Regions from separate parts of the Mus musculus genome. Here region 1 is linked to region 2. The links are chromatin loops, found by intact Hi-C in ENCODE. Cell type or tissue: heart. All regions are shown on one strand. Links, peaks and the distances in the headings refer to the core of each region. The heading gives the core; the rest is flanking DNA.

What was found. Hi-C counts contacts between places; a loop is a spot of excess contacts. Peaks named below come from ENCODE experiments on the same cell type or tissue, not always from the same donor. Only the 100,000 strongest peaks of a DNase experiment are listed, where the experiment ranks them.
Region 1: a loop joins it to region 2, with 2.7 times the contacts of the local background. A loop is called at or near these places in 5 of 42 quality-filtered maps.

What each region holds. Positions count from the first base shown.
Region 1 is chr13:73,965,054-73,975,007 of GRCm38, forward strand. It overlaps Zdhhc11 (zinc finger, DHHC domain containing 11), which reads left to right. Exons shown (of 10, transcript NM_027704.3): 2 at 297-518; 3 at 8,550-8,728; 4 at 9,504-9,605. Among named protein-coding and RNA genes, the nearest start is that of Zdhhc11, 6.2 kb to the left of the region's middle. In heart, for the core only: a CTCF peak has its summit at 5,635 (motif pointing right); DNase peaks (open chromatin) are centred at 5,718 and 6,198; H3K4me3 peaks cover 279 bases; H3K27ac peaks cover 1,611 bases.
Region 2 is chr13:74,187,548-74,197,501 of GRCm38, forward strand. It overlaps Exoc3 (exocyst complex component 3), which reads right to left. Exons shown (of 13, transcript NM_177333.4): 4 at 5,061-5,742; 5 at 2,523-2,640; 6 at 1,614-1,739. Among named protein-coding and RNA genes, the nearest start is that of Exoc3, 16 kb to the right of the region's middle. In heart, for the core only: a CTCF peak has its summit at 5,274 (motif pointing right); no DNase peak of the experiment used is centred there.

The DNA.
Region 1 (9,954 bases), core at 881-8,880, 220 kb before region 2:
GGGACAGAATTGGGTCAAGGAGAGAAGTGGTACTCTTGCATATCTGACCTAACCAAGGGGTCTATTCATGAAAATATGGGCTCACAGAGGTGTGGGTTAGACATACTCAGCCTTGTGCCCACTATTTTGGGAGCTGCAAACCTATCTGTCATGATAGGGATCTCCTGCAAACCCTAGTCATATAGATATCAGCTCTGGCCCAGGTTCTGGTAACCCCCTGACAATGACAAGTGGTATTGCAAGACATTCTTTCTATGACCAGGAATAGACAGCTTTGTGCCCTTTATGTCTCTCAGATGAACATCTGTGGCATCAACAAGAACTGGGTCCTCCCAGAAGCCCAGGAAAACAATGTGAAGAAGTTCCTACCACGCCCTCTGTCTAGGGTGAATGGCTGGTCACCACCCCTCCACTCCTTTCAGGCAATATCCTGGATCACCTACCTGGCCATGTCCATTGTCACCTTTGGGATCTTCATCCCCTTTCTGCCATATAGCTGGAAATATGCTGCCAATATTGTATCCTTTGTACTAGAAGGGTGGGCCCCTGGGCTACATGTCTTTTGGAAGGGGGAGGGTTTCTGAAGGTCTTCAAGAGAATTGCCCTGAGTCCCATCATGCCTATGCAGTGGGCTCTGTCTCTGCCTAGACTATTAGTTCCTGTGGCCCTGAAGTCAGCCCTATGACCCCATATTTCCTGATAGAAGGTGTTCTTGCTATTGAATGTTAGAGTCTGCTAGATATAAAGTGACAAGTAGGGTTCCTGGAAGTGGTGACCCAAGGAAAGGGAAGCAGGTATAGACTGCAGTCACATATTTCTTACAGTGTACAGAAAGGCCCTTCTCTGTTGACTCACAGAGTAGCCAAATCAATAAGAAAGGACTTCAGAAGCATATAACTTGGCTGTCACTGACTCACAGCCTGCTAGTGTGCTTGGTTAGCCCTATAGAGCCCATCCCTAAAGCATGGAAAGTAGACAGGAGCCCTGCTCCTGGACAGGCCTTTAGAGATGGTTCCCCAGGGCAGTGGGAAGATCTAGATCCATACTCACTTCTTTATGGCATGGTGTATATCAGGGTGGGCATTTGATCAGGGAGACCAGACCCTTAGGGGTCAATCCACTTAGAACCAGTGCCACAGTGGTGCAAAGTGGACCTATGCTCAGGAAATTGCATCCACAAGCCATAGTTGAGACCTGGGCGGCATTACATACTCTGGGTGTAGGCTCTCTATAGAGGACTTTGCTTTGGATGGCATTCCGCAGGTCCGAGGAGTTAGGAGAACTAGGCATATGTGAGTAGTGGAAGGAGACCTTTCAGGACACAGGGCCAAGTGACTGTTACAAGAGCCAGGGCAGATACTGTCACATCTTGGGGGTCAGCTTTGCTGAGAATGGATACAGTAGTATCTCACAGTCACCCATGACAGCAGTTAGAAATGGCAAGTCTTTCATTTATTACATGCATGTTCAGGGGAGCATCTTTAAAAATAAAAAAAAAACCAAAACATCAGATGTCAGAAACTATCACACATAAGTGCTGTGGTTTATATTGGGACCTGGCTCCTACACTCATAACCACTATACTATTATCTTCCTGGAAATGCACACAGCAAACTCCATCACTCATTTCCTAATATCCCTATTACCAGTACCACAGTTCTCTTTATTATTTTACAGGGAGTCCTGGGGATTGAACCCAGGGCACTGATTGTAGCATAACTTGTAGTTGGTACGTGAAGCTTCCCACAGTGTGGCACCTCTAGGTCTTTGGTTGAAGAAACTGGAGCAGAATGTCTCCCAGTTCAGCTGTGTCTGGTTCTTTTCTACGTAGTGCTAGAGACTTCTTTGTGGGAAGTCTTTTGAGAATGAATTCAATGTAGCAGGCAAAAAGTTATTCAGGTTTTCTGCTTCATCTTATGTTCATTTTAGTAAGGTGTGTTTCTCATGAAATTTCTTAGAATGTCTAAGAAAATGTCAAATTTCTTAGAATAAAATTAGTCTCAATATGTCCTATGCTTTTCATTTTCTCTCTGAAGGATACAATTTTTTTGGACAGGATTTTCTGTATAGCCCAATATGGCTATCAACTTGTGGTCCTCCAGGCTCAGCCTCTCAAGTGATAGAATTAGGTGTGTATTACATTCAGGACATATAGTAACATGTCTTCATTGGCTGCCTCCCTCCCTCCCTCCCTCCCTCCCTCCCTCCCTCCCTCCCTCCCTCCCTCCCTCCCTCCCTCTCTCCCTCCCTCCCTCTTTCCCTTCCTTCCTTCCTTCCTTCCTTCCTTCCTTCTTCCCCCTCCTTCCTCACCCACCCTCTTTCTTTTTACCTGAAACTTACTGTGAACATCCAGTCCTCCTGCCTCAGCCTCTACAATGCTGGAATTGCATGTGTGCATCACCACCCTGGCTTTCTTATAGAGACACACCTTTACAGTTTACTACTTTTCTTGACTGTTGGCCTCTTTTTATCTTTAATTTTCCAGCTTTTATCTTTATTATTCCTTCTTTCAACTAACTTTGGGATTCTCACCTTTAAGTGGAAATGCAGGTCATTGGCTTCCTCAACATATACTTAGGGTTATGCTACTATATTTTTCCTGAAAGTTTGGGGACTGTGCTGGGTAGTTTTGTAAACTTGACACAAGCTAGAGTCATTTTGGAAGAGGGAAGATTAATTGAGAAAATGGCCCATAGGCAAGTCTGTAGGTAATTTTCTTTATTGATAATTGATGCGGGAGAGACCAGCCCACTGTGGACCATGCCTTCCCTGGGCCATGTTGTCCTGGATGGCATAAGATAGCAAACTGAACAAGCCATAATAAGTAAGACAATAAGCAGTGTTCCTCCATGGCTTCTGCTTCAGTTCCTGCCTCCAGGTTCCTGTCCTGCTGGAGTTCCTGCCCTGACTTCCCTCAGTGATGGACTATTGCCTGGAAATGTACAATGAAATAAACCCTTTCTTCCCCAAGTGGCTTTGGTCATGATGCTTTCATCACAGCAATAGAAATCATAACTAAGAAGGCCACTCATTGCCTGTATTCCCAGAGCAGTTGCTCATGTAGTCTTGCTACATAGAAGACTTATTTTTAGAGATAAACCAAAGATGCCTCTGGAAGGTACACTGTGAGCCCACAGACAACCTGGCAATGTGCAACCCTGGAAATACATATCCTGGGATATGTCCTGGGATATGTCCACATTGTGGACGTGCATGTATCTGTGATACTTACATCCCAGGTACATTCATTCACCCTGACCACATATACATCTCAGTATGCGCATCACAGGCACACACGCATCCTGGGAAGACTTCTTCACCCTGTACATGCATCCTGAGCATATACACATTCCAGGCATATATGCACATATCCCAGATACACATGCTCTGGGCATATGTACATTTCAAGCACACTTGTGACCAAGAACCCCTGCCCCCATAACCCTGGCACATGCACTCTGAATATGCACACATCCCGGGCACATATATTCCAGACATGTGAACCCTGGACACACTTTTACTCAATTGATCTTGCAATGTCAGGTCTTGTCTGGGAGAGACAGGCTGAGGATGTCCTGCAGGCATCAACTACAGGTTCCGTGAAGAGCTTCAGATCCCTGGCTCCCCCATGGCCAGGATCCAAATAGCCAGCAGCATCCTCTTCCAAAAGGAGTCTTTGCTAAAGCCCAGGTTCTATATGGTCACCAAAATAGAGTGGGCATTCAAACCACGAGAGACTAAGCCATGTGGAAGTTCAAATGTCCACCATGGAGGGATACAGAAAGGTGTAGCTACCTGAGTCATGTTATTGAAATACACAGCACTCCACCAACCTTCTCTTCTCATCAGGGTGACAAGTTCCAACTCTGAGTGGTGGCCCATCTCACTATACCTAGTATGGAGCCCACAAACTCTGCTGTACCCTCCTTTGTCCTCCAGAATTTCCAGACCTTGTTGTTGGCCTACTGAGCCTCCATTGTGTCCTGACACCCAGGCCCTCTGTCCCCCAATAGCATCTGTCTGGGGTAGCCTCCTCTAACCAAGAGCCCTCAAGCCCCCTAGGTCTGCAGAGTTGAAAAGTGATGCCATAAGTTCCTGTGTGCTCTTTAATGTAGGCTATTGGCCTCCTGGGCCTACAACCATGTCGAGGGATAAGAGATTATACTGAAGTCATCAGCCCATAGCTCAATGCCCTGCTTCTTTCTATGCAACACCAGACATGGCACCCTCACTAAATGCCTTAGCATGGGTAAAAAACAGGCAATAGTTCAGCAATTTCTAATGTCTCCCAAACACCCCTTATACAAGTTTAAAAAACCCAGAATCTAGTCAGCTCTGAGTCTTGAATGTAGGGATAGAAACTCTCTGTCTCCTTACTGGAGCATGGCGATTGCCAGTCTGAGCTTGGCTGTGGCATTTCTGAGATGTTAGGTAGCCCGTGGCCTGTCAGGTTGACCAGGAAGTTTCAGCAAGAGTATGATACAGGTGTTAACACAACCCGCTGCCATTAGTGTGTAGTACCTGTGGGAGCCTAGTTACAGTCCGTGCTAAATCTCTAGATCGGCCATCCTTCCTGAACTTGTCCATCTATGCCCTGTAAAGGGAGCTTTCCTCCCTGCCTTTCATCTTTCCACATTCTCTTGAAAGACACTGGGTAGTACTCTGTCACCCAGTACTACCATGGCCTGGGAATGCAGTCTTCTGATGTTGGCCCACCTTCTGCCATGGGAATTCAGTCTGCTATGTTTCCCATAAAAATATTGTGTGTGTGGTCCGTTCACCATAGCATGTATGTGGAGTTCAGAGGACAACTTTCTTATCTTTTTTTTCCCATTAATTTATTTGCTCACTTTACATCCCAATTGCAGCTGCCCCTCTCCTCCCAGCCCCCCCTCACACAGCCCCTCCCCACAATCCTCTCCTTCTCCTCCAAGAAGGAGAAACCCCCACCCCAGGTACCAACCCATCCTGACACATCAAGTCACCGCAGGACCCAGCACATCCTATATTCCTCTGAAGCCAGGCAAGGCAGCCCAGAACAGGATCCACAGGCAGGCAACACAATCAGGGACAGCCCTCTACACTATCCCTGTAGAGAACAACTTTCAGGATTCGGTTCTCTTTCTCTAGAGATCCAGGATCCAGGCTGTCAGACTTCCACAGAAAGCCCTTTGAGCTGTTGAATCACCTTGTTGGTCTACAGTTGCCATTTTTTAAAGGTCTGGACAGGATTCTTCCCAGTGGCCTCATTTACCTGGTTTGTGATGACTCTGTTGCAAATGAGGTCTGCCAACGATGGTGTCAGGATGTGGATATGTTAAGGAGACACATACTGCCTGATAATCACTGCTTTCTTCTTTTTATTCCTAACTTGGCCCTGTTTGGCCCTGGATCCTTTCAGGTGGTTTTGTGTTTGCTGCAGTGGGCCATTCCTGCCATACACCTAAATGCCTCAGCTCCCGTTCTTCCCCGAGCCCTGCTATACCAACTTGGTAGCTCAGTCTAAGCTTTTGTCCAGAGACACTGGAGCTCCTACAGCCTTCTTGGCTTTTCAGCTCCGAAATTCTTTTACTATCCTGACTGGGAGCCTGGTTGCATTGGCATTATGCTCAAACTAGTATTAGTTTGTAGCCACTAGAGGGCACTAGCATCATTTGGCACCTGCTAGGCACCATGAGGGGCTGGGAAGTGAGGGGCTGGATTAGAAGAGCTAGGACTTTCTGTGGAGAGGATCCTAGGAAACACTGAGGCCAGAGACAAGCCTGAAGATCCTTCTTGTGGTTCAGATAAGAAAGGGCTCACCAGGCTGGTGGCTTGTGAGGGTCCTGTCGCCAGTGGGACTCCTCCCCTTCTGACAAAGGGCTAGATAATAAACACAGTTTAGTCAACAGGACCCACGGTGCAATACCAAACCTTTAGCCTAGAAATCTTCTTTTTTTTTTTTTTTTTTGAGTCCTGGGCTGTGCCAAGGCAATGTGAACTAAGGGGGGGGGGGGGCGGCGGCGGCCATCAAACAGCGTGTCTTAGGCTGCTGTTTTAGCTCAGCCACAGAATTTGCCCTGGAGGAATCACGAATCCAGACAGTATCAGAATGTTGACGCCTCCTGGGCCTCCCCTCTTCCTGCGGAAACAGGACAAGGGAGAGGTCACTAGTTCGAGGAGGCTAAGAAGGGTGGTGTCCTGAGCTGGCGCCCTTCCTTTGTTTGTTTACTAAACACAGATTGTTGCTAGGGAATGTTCCAGCCAGCTGTGGTTCTCATAGGCTCCCACATGGAAACTTCCAGAGGGAGTTGGAGGGAGGCCTCCATGGAGGACACCTCACCCTGCTTCTTTCACATTTAGCTATCCACTGAGACAAGGCTCTAGAGAAGACAGGGGCAGATCCTGAAGAAGTTTCTCTTCTGGGTTCCCTCTTGGGAATGTCACCTTGGTGTGTGGTAGGGAGTGGCCAACCAGGTCATCTGAGACAAAATATAATAGAGTAAGGTCACCAGCATGATTCCTATGGGTGACAGGAATATCACTGAGTGGTAAAAAGTTTGCTGGCAGAGTGTTCCTGGACAAGCTTTGCACAGGAGAATGTGATAAAAGATGTGCTGTAACTTTGTTTTTTGTAAGCAAGCTCCATGCTCTAGATGGACAGATTGAAGATTGTGGCTGAGATCTGAGTCCCCTCTGTGACCAGAGGGGTTTTTTTGTGACAGATAAATGCTTTTAGGGTGGCCTCCTGGTACTCCATGTGACGGCTGGGGACTGGTTGTCCTTTGGGGTCTCTTTGGTAGGTTCAGGTACAAGGGAACCTGGCTTAGTTGTACCCTGAGAACTACTTTACAGCCATAACCTCCCTATAATTGGCCTGTGTTCCAGGAGGCCCCAACAATATGAGTATGGATGCTGGTGGTTTGGAGAAGATATGAGGGTATCATGAGGTATAGTCACAGAGGGCCTGTGCAGTTGACATCAGCCTTACCTCACTTGCTCCTCACTTGCCCTGCCTCTTGGGCTTTCTATCTGCCTACTGGTTTCTATTAGAACTGGTCTGTTCTAGTGTCACAGGGAAAGAGACAGAACCCAGGCAGTATAAGACTTCCTATGTCCTGGACCCTCACCCACCAATGTCCCGGGTTCTGAACATGCTCCTTATTACCCATCGCCACGAGGGAAGCATATTAGCCCTCAAATTAGCTTCAAGGAGTGGGAACAGATGCTGGACCATACTCTTGTCATGGTAGCATCAACAGCTGTGAGTTACCCTGTGCCCAGCCCCACTGACCTATACCATAGCTGCAATCTGGTCTACAATAAATAGATCAGGTACTAAAAGCCTCCGCAGCCACACACACATCCAGTCCTGCATCAGCTCCTACTCTGGTCCTCCTGGAATACAGCTTTCTGTCTTCCTCACAGTCATTTCTCTGTGCTCTGAACCTGCTTCTCAGTCCTGTGTCCATGTCCAGAATCCTGCATACTGCCCAGTTCATGCTGGAAGATGGAGAGAGCAAGACAGGGCCCGCACCAGGGTTTGGGTCAGCATACGGGCCTCTTGCAGGATTATCCTACATCACTGATTCTTTTGGGACCTTCATTAAGGTTCCCCCCCAACACATGTCATCCACAAAATCCAACCCTAGCATGCAGGATGGCTTTGGAAATCAGCACTACAAGCCAGGCTAGCAACTTTGAGCTCTTAGAAGGGCTGGGAAAAGGGGCTTCTTGTTGAGTTAACTATCCATGTCCTGTTAAAATCCCTGCAGAGGCTCTTGTATATGCCTATGGCCTTTCTCTTGCCTTGGCACAAGGTAGCCTGCCTGTTGGCACAAGCTTAGGCTGTTGGGCATGGGACTTTGTTGGCTTCCTTTAGAGATGTCGTAAATACTGGTCCACCTGGCCCAGAAATCAGGGGAAGAGAGGGGAAGCCTCTGTACTTAGTACCTCCTTTTGTATATTATCCCAGGGACAGGAGGAGGAATGGAGGGGACAAAGACCTTCTTCTTGTGGTCACATAGGCTTAGATGGGCAAAACCCAAAGGTTCCTGAGAATCTCATGGTCCCTGAAGCTCTAACTCAAACTGAGGTTGGAGAGTACCCGCCAACTGCTGCCTAACCATGTTTCTGGTGAACATATCCTGTGTTGTGGCCAACAGTAACTCTACTGCCAATGGAACCCACATAATATTGCATGGTCTGGCCTGGCCTAGTCCTACTTATATCCTAGGCCTTTCCCATATGGAAAACACCCACCACCAGGTGAACCACTTTGAGCCGCTGAAGCTATCATTCCAAGGTATAAACTGCTCTTTTTGAAGGCTTTTCTTTGTCCCTGGCCACATAAGACATTTCAGGGCTTATGCACAGTGTGGCCAGTAGTTAGCTGGCTTGTCTGGTTCTCCAAAGTAAGTGTCTCTATGGGATATGCTCTCGGATGCTGCAGGCATCAATGACTAGGAGTCCCAGGGTCTTTCCTTAGTCTCTGACACTGTCTGTTCTACTGGGAGACACTTTTCATCATGTCAGCCAGGTTCAGGGCTGTGTGTTCCTTGACAGCCCAGGTGATGGGTGGGGTGTTCATATTCCACCTCATCGTGCACTTGATCGCAATTACCATCGATCCAGCTGACACCAATGTCCGACTCAAAAAGGACTACACGCAGCCTGTGCCGGCCTTCGACAGGTCCAAACACACACACGTGATTCAGAACCAGTACTGCCACCTGTGTGAGGTTACCGCGTGAGTGGAGTCGGAGTTTGGGTATAGAGTCCTGCTGACCCGTGGCCCCACAGTTGCCCAGATGAGCCTGGTGCTGCTGGGCACTAGCTTTCTGTGGCACTCCATGGAGGGCTCAGTCATGTGCTCACAGCCTTCTAGCAGGCTGCACTATACTGCCCTACCCTATAGGCTGACAGTTCTGCCTCCCAGTTCCCAATACCTCTCTCCCTTGGTGTGAAGAGCTGCAGTCTGAGGCCCAGTGTTGTCTTTCTCAGGTCATCTTTTACACACAGGCCCTTTGTGGTGATGGTGGTGGTGGTGGTGGTGGTGGTGGCGGTGGTGGTGGTGGTGGGTGGGTGGGGGTGCAAGCATGCTACATCCTTGTGGTTTTTCTGATAAATCTCACGTTTCCAGTTGGGGAGGACGGAAGGAAATTTCAACTGATGCCTGATGAGGTCCAAAGTCCCTGGAACCTGAGCAGGATAGCACACTGACTTGGCTACAGGAAGGCACTGTAGGCACTGGGTGAACTACCAGCCTTCAACTCCTAGATAGAACTTTCAGGCTCCCATCTAGCAAACAAGCCTACTTACAGGGAAGTCCTGGGTTCACCTTCCAGGAATAATGCCCATGGGCATAGGCTCATCTCTCTGCCCAAGATGGCCTTGTCTTTTCTACAGACTTCCAGTTCCCCACTGTCTTCAGATGGAGGCCCCTCCCACCATTTCATGGTAGACACATGGTTCTCATGGTGCATTTGGGGCTAACAAGCTGTTTCTCCCAATTTCTCTTCCAGGAGCAAAAAAGCCAAACATTGCAGCGCCTGCAACAAATGTGTCTCTGGCTTTGACCACCACTGCAAATGGCTGAACAACTGCGTGGGCAGGAGAAACTACTGGTGAGGCACTCTCAGGGTCAAGGCTATGACCTAGGGGAGGGATCTGTGGCCTGGGATTCATAGGAATAGGTGACATGTGATGGAGTGGAGGGGGCCATAGACTCTGGGGAACAGCACAGGGAAAGGATGACCTTTGGGCCATGTCTCTGTTTACAGCGATGGCAGGGCATACTGCTTATGCTGCTGGGTTTGATATGTGTTTGGTGGGGCTGTTCCTAAACATGTGGGTCAAGTTCACACTCACAAAGTCCATAAATAGAGTGCTCATCATGAACAGTAGGTCAAAGCCTGGCCTAGCCTCCTAAACTTACTTCAAAACTATCTACCTTCTCAATGTCATGGCCACCAA
Region 2 (9,954 bases), core at 935-8,934:
CATGGTGTCTTTACCCAGCAAAAGAGAACAGTGACTAAGACATACAGATAAGTGTAGGCCTCACCCTTCTTCAAGAAAACTTCTCCTTGCAAGAGATGGAGACTATTATGGAAAACAATAACTAATCAAAACACAGAGTTGTGGAGCCCAGTGCCAACTGATGCATCTACAGCACAGCTCCTGCACCTCAGGCCCAGGGATCACTGTGGAGAGAGGGAGTTAAGACTGCAGGAGTCAAAACACAGCAAGTTTGCTGTGAGACTGACTGTCTCTTCTAGAAAAGCCAGAAGCTGTACCAGCCAAGTCTCACTAATATGGCTGCCAAAACATGCCCTGAACAAGGACAGTACCGATAGACACGCTAACTTGGATGAGAGAAAGGCCTCAACTCTAGACAAAGAATTGGCGGCAAAGAACTAGAATGCTAAAAGTGAGAGAAATAGTCTTCCCAGGGAAGAAGATACCAACTGGTTATTCAATATGAAAACATATATACAAGTAACATTATACAGACTAAGCAGGTTGTATTCATGACATTAAACATATATGTGTAGCCATACACAGCAATTAATAAAAAAAAAAAGCCATGAATTTGAAAGAGTAAGGAGGGTTATATGAAACAGTCTGGAAGAAGAAAAGGGAAGGAGGAAATGATGTAATTATATTATAATGTCAAAAAAGAAAGTATATAAGTAATAAAAAAATTATCTGGAAGTTGGACTAGTCCAAATTCAAAGAAAACAATAAAACTATTTGAAAAATAATGAAGTTAAACAATTTCTCCAGGGGACAAAAAAGCCCATCACACAATTTTCTAGTTACCTTCAGCCTGAGTTCTACCGCAGGGAAATATTTACCTTTTCACTATAACCATGAGATGATAAAATGTGACAACAGGGCTGACAAAGAGGTGGGGCCATGAGGATGGTTGTGTGCACTAAACTCAATTATGTGTCATTCTGAAGACAAGACTTGACCACTTACCAACATGGAACGTAAAAGAGCACAGAACAGGAGCGCCAGGTACAACCAATATAATTAACTTCCAGTTCAGAAATGCTCACAGTCAGCTATTGGATGGATCATAGGGCCCCCAATGGAGGAGCTAGAGAAAGTACCCAAGGAGCTGAAGAGATCTGCAACCCTATAGGTGGAACAACAATATGAACTAACCAGTACTCCCCGGAGCTCGTGTCTCTAGCTGCATATGTAGCAGAAGATGGTCTAATAGGCCACCAGTGGAAAGAGAGACCCATTGGTGCAACCTTTATATGCCTCAGTACAGGGGAACGCCAGGGCCAAGAACTGGGAGTGGGGGAGTAGGGGAGTGAGGGGGGGAGGGCATGGGGGACTTTTGGGATAGCATTGGAAATGTAAATGAAGAAAATACCTAATTTAAAACAAAAAGAAAATCTCAAGTGATCCTGGGTAACACTACTTGGTGAGTGTAATTCTGAGCCTGTTTCTTTAGCTCCAGAAAGCAGAGACAGGGATATCAGGGAAAGCAGGTACTTGACATCTACAGTGTAAAGTCTAAGGTATTTGCTGTCTATGAAACCAGCAGATCCTATTAACCACATGGGATCTGGGACCTTTACATCTGGCACTTGTACCTGGAATACAATGGCAGGAAGTGTAGTCTGATAGTAACCATCCTGGTCTGCTTCTGGCTCTGTCTCTTTGCTCCAGTCTTTCTTGTCTGTTTCCAGTGCTTTCCGAAGCCAGGCAATGATGTTGGACTATGAGTTTGGATTTATGGGAAAGGAAAGAACAGGCTCTGAGTTATATCCAACATTCTCCCTGCAGCACTTGCAGCTGCACAGACCAGATACAGCTTTTCACAGCACTCCTTGCTTCCAAACACAGAGCCTGCTAGAGCAGACACTTTATATGCAGCTCACTGGTGTGCAATTCTCATGCTGGTCTTTTCGTATGTGGACCAACAAAACACTAACTATAGATAAAAAGAGAAAGAATCAAGAGGACTATTGATAAAAATTATGCTGGAGGACAAAACCAGAGTCCAGCATCTGATGGTTAGGCCCAGGACATTAGAGAACAGACTTGGCAGCCCAGTCATCTCAGGCCACAGCAGAACACAGCTCTGCAGAACCCAGGGACTCTCAGTAGTGGCTTAGATTCCATTTTGCTGACTCTTCCATCTTACTGAGACTGTTTAATGCTTATGAGGATGATGTGAGACTGACCCCTTTGTCCCCAAATTGCCACCTCTCTCTGGAACACACTGCTAAGGTGGCTCATGCTCTCTTAGACATAAGGTCTTGCTAGCCAGATAGGTGGCACAGGTTGGGTCCTCCAGCAGAAAAGACTCCCATATCTGTGAAATACATTCAAATGAGCTCCAGACCCAGGCCAGAGTCAGGTATCCCTTCTTTTACAGGTACATGCCCAGACCATTTGAGGAACAGCTAATCTATTGAGAGTTAGCTCAGATGTCTCACCACATTACAGACAGACAACCACCACAGCATTTTCTGGGCCTGCAACCTAATTCTACTCACCGTGAGTGTTGACATGTATGTGTCAAGCAGCTCGGAGACGATGTTTGGAGAGAGGAGGGGCTCCAGGGCACTAACATCCACTTCTGGGGCTAGTTCCACATTCCCCATCATCTCTGCACTGCAGTGAAAAGCACATGTAAACGACAAAACGCAGCAGCATACTCAGATAATACTCTCAAGTGAATCTACCTGTTTGGCTAGACATGTAATTGCATTATCCTAGAGATCTCAATGCTGACACTTCTACAACTCCACAAAATCAGGAAGACCATGCATGGAAAGCATAGAATGAAAGGTCAAGGATTTGGGGGCCACTCTATGATATCACCATACAGGCTACACAGCCACTTATGTAATCTCAATATGGCTTCTTCACACTGTGCCAGAAGCATAGGGAGCTTGCATTCAAATGCAGGAAATCGTCCACAAAAGTCTGTCTGAACTCACTGTGTCTCTATAATTGAGACCAGGACCACGCAAAAAGAAATTGTCAAATTGTCACACTTCATTAAGTAAGAAGATAATGGACAAGTTGTTTTTTGGAACAGTAAACACTGTCATAAAAGTCACTAATCCCTATAGGAGGGTGAGACTAAGGCAAGAAATAAATGTTACCGAAGGAAACATGTTTACAAGGAAAGAAAGATAACACTCATTTTACTGTGCACAAGGCAGGGAAACAAATGCTAAGTTTCATAGAAAATATATTTGTGCATGCAACTGGGCTCACAAAAGTCTAGGACTCATCACTCAAAACACCGATATGAGTTATATTCAAATATATATTTAGAATAGCATTCTTTCTGAGTGAAAAAGAACTTCATGAAAACCTGCACATATTAAAAGACTACTTGTTTAATCTTGGTTATCTGGCACCAAAACCCCAATGCCCTGTGCTTACAGAGGAAACATGGCTCAAATTCTGCACGGTCCAGTGTAATAAAGCATATATGATCAATGTGAAGAGAACTCTGAAGTACAAAGGCACAGTTAGCACGGCTCAAGAGAAAGACAACTGAGCCAAAGAGCTGTGCAAGTTCCATAAACACACATCACAGTCCAGTATACAGAACTGGGTAAGGGCCCAGTCTCCAGCTTTGAATCTTGCTCCCATGTCACTAGCTATGAAAAGTAAAAATATTATTCCCTCTGTGCCTCAGCTACCAAATGGATGTGATCACAGTATACCACCTGTCTCATGTACATTCAACTGGGTTCACAAAAGTCTAGGACACATGACATACTATGGTGTAGGCTATACAATGTGAAAGACCAGAGAATGGAATAATGGAGATTATTTGGACCTCATAAAGTAGTAAAGGCATAAAGTCTAGGCCTATACATATAAACACTACAAAATAATGGGGCTGGAGAGATGGCTCAGTGGTTAAGAGCACTTGCTGTTCTTGCGAGAACCTGAGTTTATTTCTCAGCACCCATGTCAGACAGCTCACAGACATTTGTAATCCCATTTTCAGAGAACCTACCCCTGGCATCTGAAGGCACCTGCATTCACGTATACATAACCATATGTAGACACATACATATCTCCATATAATTAAGAGTAATAAAATACATGTTTTTTAAAGATTACTAAATAATGATCATCACCCATGCCTAATAATTTCACTCTGTTTATAGTTCTCTGTATTGAGGTAGAGAAACACTCTACTATAAAGTTAAAACTACACATACACAAAATAAACCTCACTGTTAAATCATGCTTTCTTTCTCCATGGTAACAAGAAGGGCATAGCACTGTTTTCTATCCATAAAAGTAAAGTTAAAATTAATAACCATTTTAATTACCTAAACTTAAAGCATCTCACAATAGCCTTCCACTGACATAACTACTTCATGCATAAAGTAGCCCAGTTCCTTCACATAAAACAATAGTCTCAAGCTACAATACAAAAGGAGTAACCGATTTTTCTATATAGTTTAGATATTTTTCTATATATTCTCATTGCTATTTCTTTATTCTTTGAGATAGGTCCTGCTATTCTGTTCAGACTGTGCTGAAACCATCTTTCTACTCAGTCTCTTGAGTTCAGGGACTACAGGTATGGGCTACTAAGTTGGTGTACAACTGTTTGTATCTGAATAATTAACTGTTACAGTGTACTGGTGAGGAAAACAAAGGCTGTGATCTCTTTACCAACCTGGTGACTCTAAAAAAGTCACTGAATTTCCTAGGGCTATAGGCTCCCAACCTACAAAACATTGCAATACTGTACTTGTCTCAGGAAATCACTGTGAAGAAGCAAGAATGCACACAGTGAACACAGAAAATAACACCATGGTGCACAACTGAGTGCTCGAGGGAAAAGGGAAAGACCATGGAGAAATACTGTGCCAACATGACAGGCTAGTTCATCCTGAAGGATAAGTCACCAGCAGGCAGAACAGAAAGACCTTCACAAGCCAGAAAAAGACATGGGTTCAAAATGGATGAGACTGTCTGTTAGCTGTTGATCAGTGTGCAAAAGCAGAAAAAAAGAAGTTTCTAGATAAAAAGACACATAAAAGAAATTCTACCTGGTGTAGGTATTTAGGACCCATGTCAAGAGGCTCACAATCTCGTTGGCCTCAAGGTCCTCTGATGCAAGGTCCTGCATCCGAGTGCTCAAGGCCTGGTGGTACATGCTCAGGAGGTTCTTAAAGATCTCATAGTGAGGAGGGAAGCACTGGACCATCAGGTTCTTGGCAACAATGAGATCATCCAGGACATACTTCCTAATGATCTCCAGGTGGCGCACAAGCCACATCTTGTCAGATTCTCTGGTGTCTGCCTGTGTACCTTCGATTCTAGTTGTCACAGTTCTGTCCAAGATGGCAAACATTTTTTCTTTCCAGTTTTTGGGCCTTCCAGGAGGAACAAACCCAGTTTGCTTTTTTCGATCAAGTATCCGCCTGTCAATTTTTTCTTCCCTTTCAATGATTCTGACCACGGAGACCAGCAAGGTAGGATCCCGGCGGACAGTGACCAGTGATCTTTGCAGCACCATCCACAGCTGCTTAGCCAGCTCATCAGAGAGCCCCTGTGTGCTACCAAAGTAGCCATGAATGAGGGTCATGTCCCGTTTGTTCCCACTGTCCATGCGGTACTGCTCACACATTAGCCCATCCCGAGAGCACTCCAGATCCATTAGCTTCCGGTGGGCTTGCAGGAGGGCCCCTTGCTCGATGAGATCTTGGGTCTCCCTCACAATCTCAGGCACTAGAAAAAGGTACAAGTTGATTTGGTGAAAACACAGAGATGACAGCAGGTAAAGCAAGAGGGACCTGGCATCCATCTTCCCACCTGGACAGAAGCCCTGACAGACCCTAATGGCTTTGATCTATGGAGTCTATGAAAGGCTAGAAATCTTCATAAACCTAGCCATAAAAGGCCTGATGGAAAGTGAGTTATGGTTAATTCAGCTACATGTGCTTTTTCTAAGGCACTGAATTCCTTCTTTCCAGAGCTAAAGTAGGCTTCAGAAAAAAACCCATGCTTTTAAGTATGGTGATATGTGTTCTGATTATTGACTGCTGCCTCTAACTGTTTTATAGCCACTATTGCTAAAATGTGAATTCCAGGAAATAAAGAGATTGGCTACCTTCCTTTCTCTAATTTTCTTTCTATCCCTTTGGAAGTCCAATAGATAAGGACATTCAAAAGCACACGTGTGTGTGTGTGTGTGTGTGTGTGTGTGTGTACGTGTGTACATGATGTGTCAGAAAAATCACTATGTATATATGCTTAGGCAGATTCCAGGGCCCAGGCTTAGCATGTTAGAATCAACTGCCTAAAGCAAAACCACAAAGAACACTACAAACATACCCCATTCAATAAATATTCAAAAATAAATCAGTAGGCCTACTTAGACATAAACATTAAAACAACCGTTTATCTAAAGTGAGTGCAAGGGGAATTTGAGCAGGCAGGAGAGGAAACCAGAAAATGTTAAGAGAGAATAATGGCAATTATCAGGAACAGAAAGAAAAAGGCTAAAGAAAGTAGACAGAGCCCAGAAGATCTCATGGACCTGTAAGGCAGATCAGCATATATACTGTAGTAACTTCAAAGGAAGAAGATAGAAGAATGAATGGCTGGAAGCTCCAAAGTTTGATAGATGACATGAATGTAAATGTCTTGGCAAGCAAGGTAATGGCCTGCCAGTCAAGGGACCCATACTAAGTCATGAAGCTGTAACAGCAGTAAGAGAAGAAAAGGTACCCTAAATAGAGTCACTAGTAAATTTCTCATCAGAAATTCTTGACACCAGATGTATCTGGCACTAAATATCTAAGTATTTAGTATTAAAATGTATTTTTAGATACACTGAAAGTACTAAAAACAAAAACCTACTACCAACTAGCAATGGCTTTTCTTCTTTTTTCTTTTTTATCATCCTTTGAGACAGGGTCTTAATCTGTAGCCCACACTGAAAAACATGCAATAATCTTCCTACCTCAGCCTTCACATGCTGGAACTACAATTGTGAGTCACCAAGACCCGCTTTTACCAAGAACCTTTTATCCAGCAAAACTATCATTCAAAGGTGAAAGAGAAATTAGGATGCCAAAATAAGAGAAAGATGAAAAACCTTTATGATTAGACTTATTTGTAGGACACACTAGAGGGAATTCTGTGGGGAAAAAAAACATTAGACAGTAACTTATGAAATGACAATAACTGGGAGTTGTAAAAAAAAAAAAACTTCAGCCAGGAATAGTGACACATACCTGTAATTCCAGCACTTGTTGGATAGAGGAAGGAGAGCCAAAAACTCAAGTCATATTTAGCTATATAACAAGTTCATAACCAGCCTGGGTTACATGAGACCATCTTAAAAACTCAACACAAATAAATAAGACTCAAACAAAAACAAAGTAGGAAAAATCTCAATAAAAGTAAATACAAGGCCAAGTATTTAACCCATTTTTTTGTTTTCTATATGATCTGAAAAACTAATAGAGTTATTAGTTCATTTTTGGACATATACAAAGTATAAAGAAGAAAGTGAAGAGGGGTGGGAAGAAGTTATATAGAAATAAAGCTTTTACATGTTGGTGAATTCATGATGGGATAAATTCAATCTGGAGGTGATAACAATTTCAAGATATTAGATGTCAGTCCTACAGTAACCACAAGGAAAATATCTAAATAGATTTAAAAAAAGAAAGAAAGAAAAGAAAAATGGGAACTTAAGTATCTCTTTAGAAAAAAATTAGAAAAACACAGAAAATTATAGCATGTGATGTAAGGGACAAAAAAATCAGCATATGAAAAGCAAACAGTAGCTTGTTTTTCTTACTAGTAATTACTTTAACTTTTCTTTACTTTAACCTTTTTACGTTAACCTTTCTTACTAGTAATTACTTTAACTATAAGCAGTTTAAACTCTCCAATTAAAATAGATGGCAGAAAAAAATTTAAAAAGTGATTTAATCATGGGCTGGAAAGATGATTCAATGTTTATGAGCGCTTGCTGCTGTTCCAGAAAACCTGGATTCAGTTCTCAGCATCTATCCTGTAACCCTCACAACCATCTATATCTAGTTCCAAGGGATACTGCACTGTCTCCTGACCTCTTTGAGCACTAAGCATTGCATATGGTGCATATGTATACATGTAGGAAAAACACTTATACACATATATAAATGTAATTTTTAAAAAGTCATTTAACCATACATGTCTACAAAAGACTACCCTTAAGCTGAGAATATTAGAGAAAGATTGCCCGTGTAAACAGTAATGAAAAGTCAAACATGAGACAAAACAGCTTTAAGTAAATTGAAGGAGGATATAACAGAAGCATCTATTAACAAGATGGTACAGTTACACAGTTATGGCAATTAGTGTCATTTCTGCATCTTGAACAGGCTACAAGAATATATGAAGCAAAAACTGACAGAACTAAAAGGAGAGGCACGGCTCTGTAAGGATCATTGCACTGGAGACCAGTACCTCCTCTCAGTGAGGACAAAACTAGCAGAAGGCATGGAAGAAACCGAGGATCTATGCAATACAGGAAAACACAGGAACTCTCAGTCAAGCCCAGCCATATGGAAGGAGACCTGCTGAATTACCTAGAAGGAACAAAGACCAGCAGGGTCCCTGAAAGAAACAAAGACTAGCTGAGCCACCTGGAAGGACACTCCTTAACCTGTTGAGCTGCCTGAAGACTGTGGAGTGTGCTCTGAGATTCCAGCTTGTGTGAGCTGGCATCCATGCTTTGGTGGGCTTTGTTGATATAGCTCTCTGAGTTATTTCTGTTCATGGAAAACCAGATGGCTAAAGGCCAGCGTAAGAACATAACCAACAAAAGCCTGGACAATATGGCACCACCAGAATCCAGCTATCCCACTACAGCAAAGATTCCACCATATCTGAATTGAAAGAAAAATACCCTTAAATCTAATCTTATGAAGATGACAGGGGCCTTTAAAGAGGAAATGAATAGATCCCTTAAAGAAATCAGGAAAATACAATCAAACAGGTGGAAGAAATAAAACAGTTCAAAACCTGAAAATGAAAATGAAAGCAATAAAGAAAGCACGTCTCTGAGAGGAGATGGAAAACCTAGTAAGGAGAACAGGAAATGGAGATACAAGTGTCACCAACAGAATACACGACATGGAATCTCAGGAGTAGAAAACACAACAAAAGAAATTGATGCATTTGTCAAAGAAAATGCTAAAGCTAACACGTTTCTAACAAAACACCCAGGAAATTTGAGACATTATGAAAAGACTAAACTTAAGAATAATAGAAATAGAAGGAGAAGATTCCCAACTCAAAGGCCCAGAAAAGATCTTCAACAAAATCATACAAAAAAATTTCCCCAACCTAAAGAAAGACATGCCTATAAACATACAAGATGCTTACAGACACCAAACAGAGTGGACCAAAAGAGAAAATCCTCCTGCCACATAACAATCAGAACACTAAATGTACAGAAAAATGAAAGAATATTAAAAGCTGCTAGGGAATAAGGCCAAGTAACTCAAAAAGGCAGAGCTATCAGAATTACACCTGACTTCTCAAAAGAGACTTTAAAAGTCAGAAGGGCTCATACAGCTGTCTTGCAAACCCTAAGACACCACAGATGTCAGTCCAGACTACTATATCCAGCAAAACTTTCAATCTCCAGAGATGGGGATACCAAGATATTCTATGACAAAACCAAATTTCTGAACAGAACACCCATCCATAGCTTAGGCACTAAGATCAACAATTAATGAATGGGACCTCATGAAACTGGAAAGCTTCTGTAAGGCAAAGGACATGGTCCACAGGACAAAATGACAATCTGACAGAGGACTAATATCCAAAATATATAAAGAACTCAAGAAGTTAGACACCAACAACCCAAATAACCCAATTAAGAAATGGGGTACAGAGCTAAACAGAGAAATCTCTAATGGCCAAGAAACACTTAAA